Linked DNA regions of Mus musculus: region 1 is linked to region 2. The links are chromatin loops, found by intact Hi-C in ENCODE. Cell type or tissue: gastrocnemius. All regions are shown on one strand. Each heading gives the region's core, and the rest is flanking DNA. Links, peaks and the distances in the headings are about the cores only. Region 1 has its middle 22 kb from the start of Gm5833. Region 2 has its middle 55 kb from the start of Atp6v1g3.

What was found. Hi-C counts contacts between places; a loop is a spot of excess contacts. Peaks named below come from ENCODE experiments on the same cell type or tissue, not always from the same donor. Only the 100,000 strongest peaks of a DNase experiment are listed, where the experiment ranks them.
Region 1: a loop joins it to region 2, with 4 times the contacts of the local background. A loop is called at or near these places in 9 of 42 quality-filtered maps.

The regions. Positions count from the first base shown.
Region 1 is chr1:138,702,411-138,705,223 of GRCm38, reverse strand. It overlaps the pseudogene Gm8790. Among named protein-coding and RNA genes, the nearest start is that of Gm5833, 22 kb to the right of the region's middle. In gastrocnemius, for the core only: a CTCF peak has its summit at 1,706 (motif pointing right); no DNase peak of the experiment used is centred there.
Region 2 is chr1:138,326,964-138,329,776 of GRCm38, reverse strand. No RefSeq gene overlaps it. Among named protein-coding and RNA genes, the nearest start is that of Atp6v1g3, 55 kb to the right of the region's middle. In gastrocnemius, for the core only: a CTCF peak has its summit at 1,347 (motif pointing left); no DNase peak of the experiment used is centred there; H3K4me3 peaks cover 229 bases.

The DNA.
Region 1 (2,813 bases), core at 255-2,754, 380 kb before region 2:
GCATAGAAAGGCCTCCTTGTTTTCTCTTGAGCATAAATATATCACTTCAAGGTCTTGGAGTCGCTTTACTTTCTTCACTGATTTTTATGGATATCTATTCTTTGCCTTGATTGATTTTAAGATTGTCCTTGCTTCTGATGTCCTGGGGTTTATGTAAAATTAGTTAAGATATGAATTTCCTTTCGTTTATCTCTTTTTAATGCTGGCTCTTTAGAAAACCTCATTAATTAAAAAAAAATCCATAGTCAGGATATTTTCTTGTCGGTCTTCCTCTTTCTCTGTGTTCTTTTTCTGAATCTCCTCTTAAGTACACATTAGATATCCATATTCTGCCTGAATGTCTGACAATGTCATCTATTGTTCTCCATCTCTGTATATTTCTTTGTTCTATTCAGGTACTTTTCTGAGGTCTAACTTCCACTTTACTAATTATCTCTTTAACTATGTCTTGTGTTTTGATTACCCAATCTATTCTGGCTTATGTTTCAATTGGAGATTTTTTATATTTCACTGTATTTTTTATTTTTAGATTTTATATTTGGTTTAATTTTTCACACTTTATGGATGTAAGAGTTTGTGGTTTCTATATCCTTTTCTAGTTAAAGAAAATTATTTTGTGATGGATTTATCTTAGTCTCTTCAGATTCCCACACTTTTTATTGTATCTTCTGGTTCTGACTTATGCTCAAATCATTTTCATCTGTTTTCTATTTTTATTGTTGTTGTTGTTGTGAGCTCATCTTCAGAACATTGTACCTTTGTTATAACAGTTCTCAGCTTCTGTTTGTAGAAGGACTAATATAAAATAATTTTAGACTTGCTTCTGCATGGGTGCCCCAATATAGTGAGACTGGGATTTGGACAGTTTTTAGATAATCTCTTGGCACAAAGAGCGTGTTACCAAATACCAAAAATTCTAATTTCATTTTGTCCCATGCCTTTAACCTGTTATTCCTCTAAGATAGAATTGTAAGTGAAGACAAATTTCCTCCATACACACACAAGCAAGTAAAGGATATTTTTCAAGCTGCTCACTGACAAGATAGCTTTCTCAAAAGCCTCATTGTTTATAGAGCCTGAGTTCTGATTGCTGTGCACATGTGCAAAAAATCTTTCTTTCTCTATCTGTGCATGGAATGTGAACCTAGCTCTATTATTGTGAAATTGTGTTTCTTGATGCAACTGTCCCCAGTCCCTGCAGCCCAGTTTGTGTCTGTCTGTTGTCTGATTTTCTCAGTTCGGCACTTAGATTCGTTGTCACCTAGAATTTTTCCTTTTTTTCTTCCAAGCCCATTACTTTCTGCTATGTTCTTCAGTTGTTTTCGTGTAACATTGTTATTTTTGCTCTTTGTTATTATTTTTTGCCAATGTGAACATTCTAATTACATACCTGTACTTTTTCCTTGTGTTCTATGAATATGTTTTCTTCCCATACCATGTTTACATTGACAGTTTTTATTAAGTGATTAGAGTCCATATTTTGCGTTCATATACATATGTATATATATGTATATATGTGTATATATTACATATATTAAGATTTATAGTATGTGTTTGTTGTGAATTCCTTCAGAAGTTGTATCATTCTGTTTTCTTGGCATGCTGCTTCCTCAAACAGGAGAGCTGGCTCTAGAAGACAGAATTTTCCAGGCCCATAGAAGCCTTCCTTGTTATAGAAAGAAGCGCTTTACTGAGGCGGAATGCGTTAGTGTTCTTTACCACTGGATGGAGCTGCTTTATCTTCTAATTAATGTCCTCGGTGACCAATGGTTTGTTATCCTTGGCTCTTCTCTGCTTCTCCTTTAGGTTCCAAAATATCTTAAAGAATCCTGCAAGAAAAAAAAGCAAGTTTCATTTTTCACATTGAGAACTAAAATCTTCAGCTTCTTATTCTTCTGAACGCTGAGGCTGGATGGGTGGAAGCAAAGCCATCTAAGCTACACCAAAAGCAACAGGGGCTTGGATCTCACCACAGCCCAAAGCCACAGTGAATTCACTTATCATCGGTCCATCAACTTCTTTTTGCGGAAGCTGCCTCTGCGCTAGTGCTCTTCAGGACCCCTCTGGAAAGAATAATGCTATGGGTTTAGGAGAAAACTTTTCTTGACTTTTTTCCACTACAGACATGAACTTTTCTGGCCCCCTACCTCTTTCCCATGCCTCTTCTGTCTTCACTCCTTGAAAAATATTTTTAGACTTTGATGGTAGCCTCTGAGCGAGCAGAGGTGACAGCATGTCTCCAGCCTGCCTTCCTAAACCTGGAGCCCTTAGCCATGTTTTAGAAGGAAACCATTCAAATAGAATAAAGGAGCAAGCACACCTCAAAGATTCCCAATAATAATTTAAACAGAGTACAGACATATAAAAGTGTTCAAATATAAATATACAGGTCAATGAATTTTTGTAGAGCAAATAATAGCCTTGTGACTAGATCAAGAAATGTAATCTTGCCAGGGTGTTACAGTTTTGTTGAGAGAAAAAGAGAGAAAAGGAGAAGGTGTGGGAGGGAGGGATGGAAAGAGAGGGATGAGGGATGAGGGAGAGGGAGAGGGAGAGGGAGAGGGAGGAGGGAGGAGGGAGGAGGGAGAGGGATGAGGGATGAGGGATGAGGGATGAGGGAGAGGGATGAGGGATGAGGGAGAGGGATGAGGGATGAGGGAGAGGGATGAGGGATGAGGGATGAGGGAGAGGGAGAGGGAGAGGGAGAGGGAGAGGGAGAGGGAGAGGGAGAGGGAGAGGGAGAGGGAGAGGGAGAGGGAGAGGGAGAGGGAGAGGGAGAGGGAGAGGGAGAGGGAGAGGGAGAGGGAGAGATT
Region 2 (2,813 bases), core at 236-2,735:
ACCTCTGAGACTGCTCAGGGTTCCTGAACAAGACACTACACACTCACTCATTTCTCCCAGTTCATTCTGCTACTGAGGACCCATCGACACTTATTTTATATTTGGATTTCATCACGTTTTAGATTAAGGGAAAAATCACTGATTGCCTTTTGACCACCCCTCTCATCCACATAGCTCGTGGCATGTGCCACCATAGAGACCACATTCCTGGCATGGGGACAGGTATTCTTAAACACCCACTCTGTAATTTGTTGGTTTCTTAGACTGTTACTTTATCATCTGGAATGCCTTTGGACATACCTTAGAGCTGATTTCATGCCATTGCTTGAATCTTAATTCAGTGACTGGCCTTAAACACCGACTCTTATTCACTTCCTTTGCAGTTTGGGTGTAAATCTCTTCCTTGCAGTAGTTAGCGCACTCCTTGATGTTTGTTTGCCTGTTGGTCTTTGTGACTATGTTGTGAGGTTGGTGGGATTCCAACTATTTTTCCCTCCTTTCTCTTTCAGTTTGAAGCAGTTGTGTGCAGAATATACCTGGTTCTAGGGACAAAGAATATGGCTGTGCTCATCAAGAGAGTTGAGTTTTTAAAGTATTTACTTGAGTCCTTTCTAGAGAAGTGACACACAGGATTTGCCATTCATGGGATATGTACTATGCGATTCTTACTGTTTTGTTTTGTTTTGTTTTGTTTTGTTTTGTTTTGTTTTGTTTTCCCTTCCTGCAAAGATGTTCCTTTTTTGATCATCTGGACTTCCATGCACAGGAGTATCTATAGATCAGGCACTTGTCCAATGACTGGCTAAAATCGAGGACAGGCTTTCCCACAGAGCAGAACTTATTCCCACAGTGACTGTGGTTTCAGTAGTAGTAGACTGCCCTAACCAACTTGACCAAATAGCTACGCTACAAAAGAGGCAGGCAGGAAGTCTAGCAATATAGACATTCACTTTGTGGCACACAAAATACACCCTGTGTTGACACAAACAAACTGCCTTCACCATTTTGACTGTCAAGTAGTCAAGAAAAATATTTAAGTCAGTTTTGAAGCAGTCAAATTGGCCAGCAAGCCTATCTGCCATTCCCCTCTCCTCCCTCTGTATGAAGCCTCCCGATTTCCCTGGCTGGTGTTTTAGAAGCAGACGCGTTTTTCCTGCCAGAAGAGGATGCGTTCTTTCTCACAGAAGCTTAATGAAATAGCTGTTACATCATATAAATCCACTTCCTAACACCCCGTGTCAGACTATCAAATCAGTTAAGGAAAATCCTCATCTTTTTTTCTCTTTGAAATTATGGATAGGCTGGTCGGGTTCCAAATTCAGCGAGTTCATATCGCCATCTAGTGTTCAAAATAGGATTGTCCGCACAAACGAAGGAGAAAATTTTAATACTCCATCCGGCTGCAAAAACCAATCTTATCTGAGTTGTTTGAAAGGTTCACTTGGCTGATCCGGTTTGGTTTGGAGCTACTACTCACAGTTAATTTGATATTTATGTTTTGATAGGACACCACACTACTGAGTGAAATTGTTGATTACAGTTTAGCTTGGAAACATAGCTCAAATCACAATCAGAAACAGTGATGCTTTTTCCCAGTATAAGGACAAATGTATCTCAGATAAAGCCAACTACTGTGGACGGCGAATGACAACGTGGCAACTTAAGACGAAGCAAACTTCTTCCCAGCAGAAACTAGAGGAAGCGAAAATAAGACCTGAGCAGGGGCGCCATCTTACTTTGTGTTTCTGAAACAGTATTTGGGTATTAGGGAAGGAAGATACAAAGCCCAAACTGTTCACTGAGCAGCAAAACACAACTCACAGATAGCAAAGATACTTTATTTCCGCAAGCAAGCAAGCCTCAAGTCTGACTGTTTCAACCGTGGTTGCCCTCAATCCTTGCATAAAAACTGGACTCGTATATCTAGAAACGGATTTGCAGTTGTTGAGGAAAATACACACAGAAGCGTTTTTGATGAAGGCACAGCCTGTGGAATAGTTGTAATTTTAGAACTGGATATGGCAATATTTTCTGTTTCTTCATACACCGAGGAGTTGAAGGCACTGTTAATCCACTTCCGGCCACACTGAGATGGCTCTGGCGTCCCGCTTTACAGTGAGTGGCAGAGCTGATTCTGTCTCAGAACTTCCACAGCACTGCACTCACTCGTTCCCTCCTGGTGGAGTTTTGCAGGCTTGGATAAGAGACAGGAAGAAAAATAGACAGGATGGGAAATGGGCAAACGGGGCGAAAGGAAGAAACACCCCAAGGTGACTCAGGGTGTCTGCCACAGACACATGCTTTATGCAAAGTTTAAATCAAGCCTTTTAACCCATACAGTCCCAGTTCCCTACAGAATGCAAAACTGTTTGCCACTTTTGGCAACAACCTAGCTTTAATGAAGCAACTCTAAACAGACTGTTAGTAAGTAAACTGTGAATAAAAATTGCCGTCGAGTTGATAAAAATTCAGACAGGTGATTTATTATAGGAGTGACTTTGTTTTTGGTTACAACAAATCCTATACGATCCAGTTTTTAAATTTTTTTCTTATCCATGCTGGTTCACTTTGCTAATTGTTTTTTAAACATTGTTAGCTGTACAAATTTGTATTTTATAAATAACTTGCAACAAGTAATTAGCACACGTTGTAATATGATGAAAGATAGGTAACATTTTTGGTTTATGCCCTGTGGACCATTCATCTAGTCACAAGCAGCTTTCTCATTATAAATGTTCTGAGCATGACTACCCTCTGATGAAATCTGTTCCTTCCCCCTCCCTACCCCAGACTCACATTTCCGTGGATGGGAA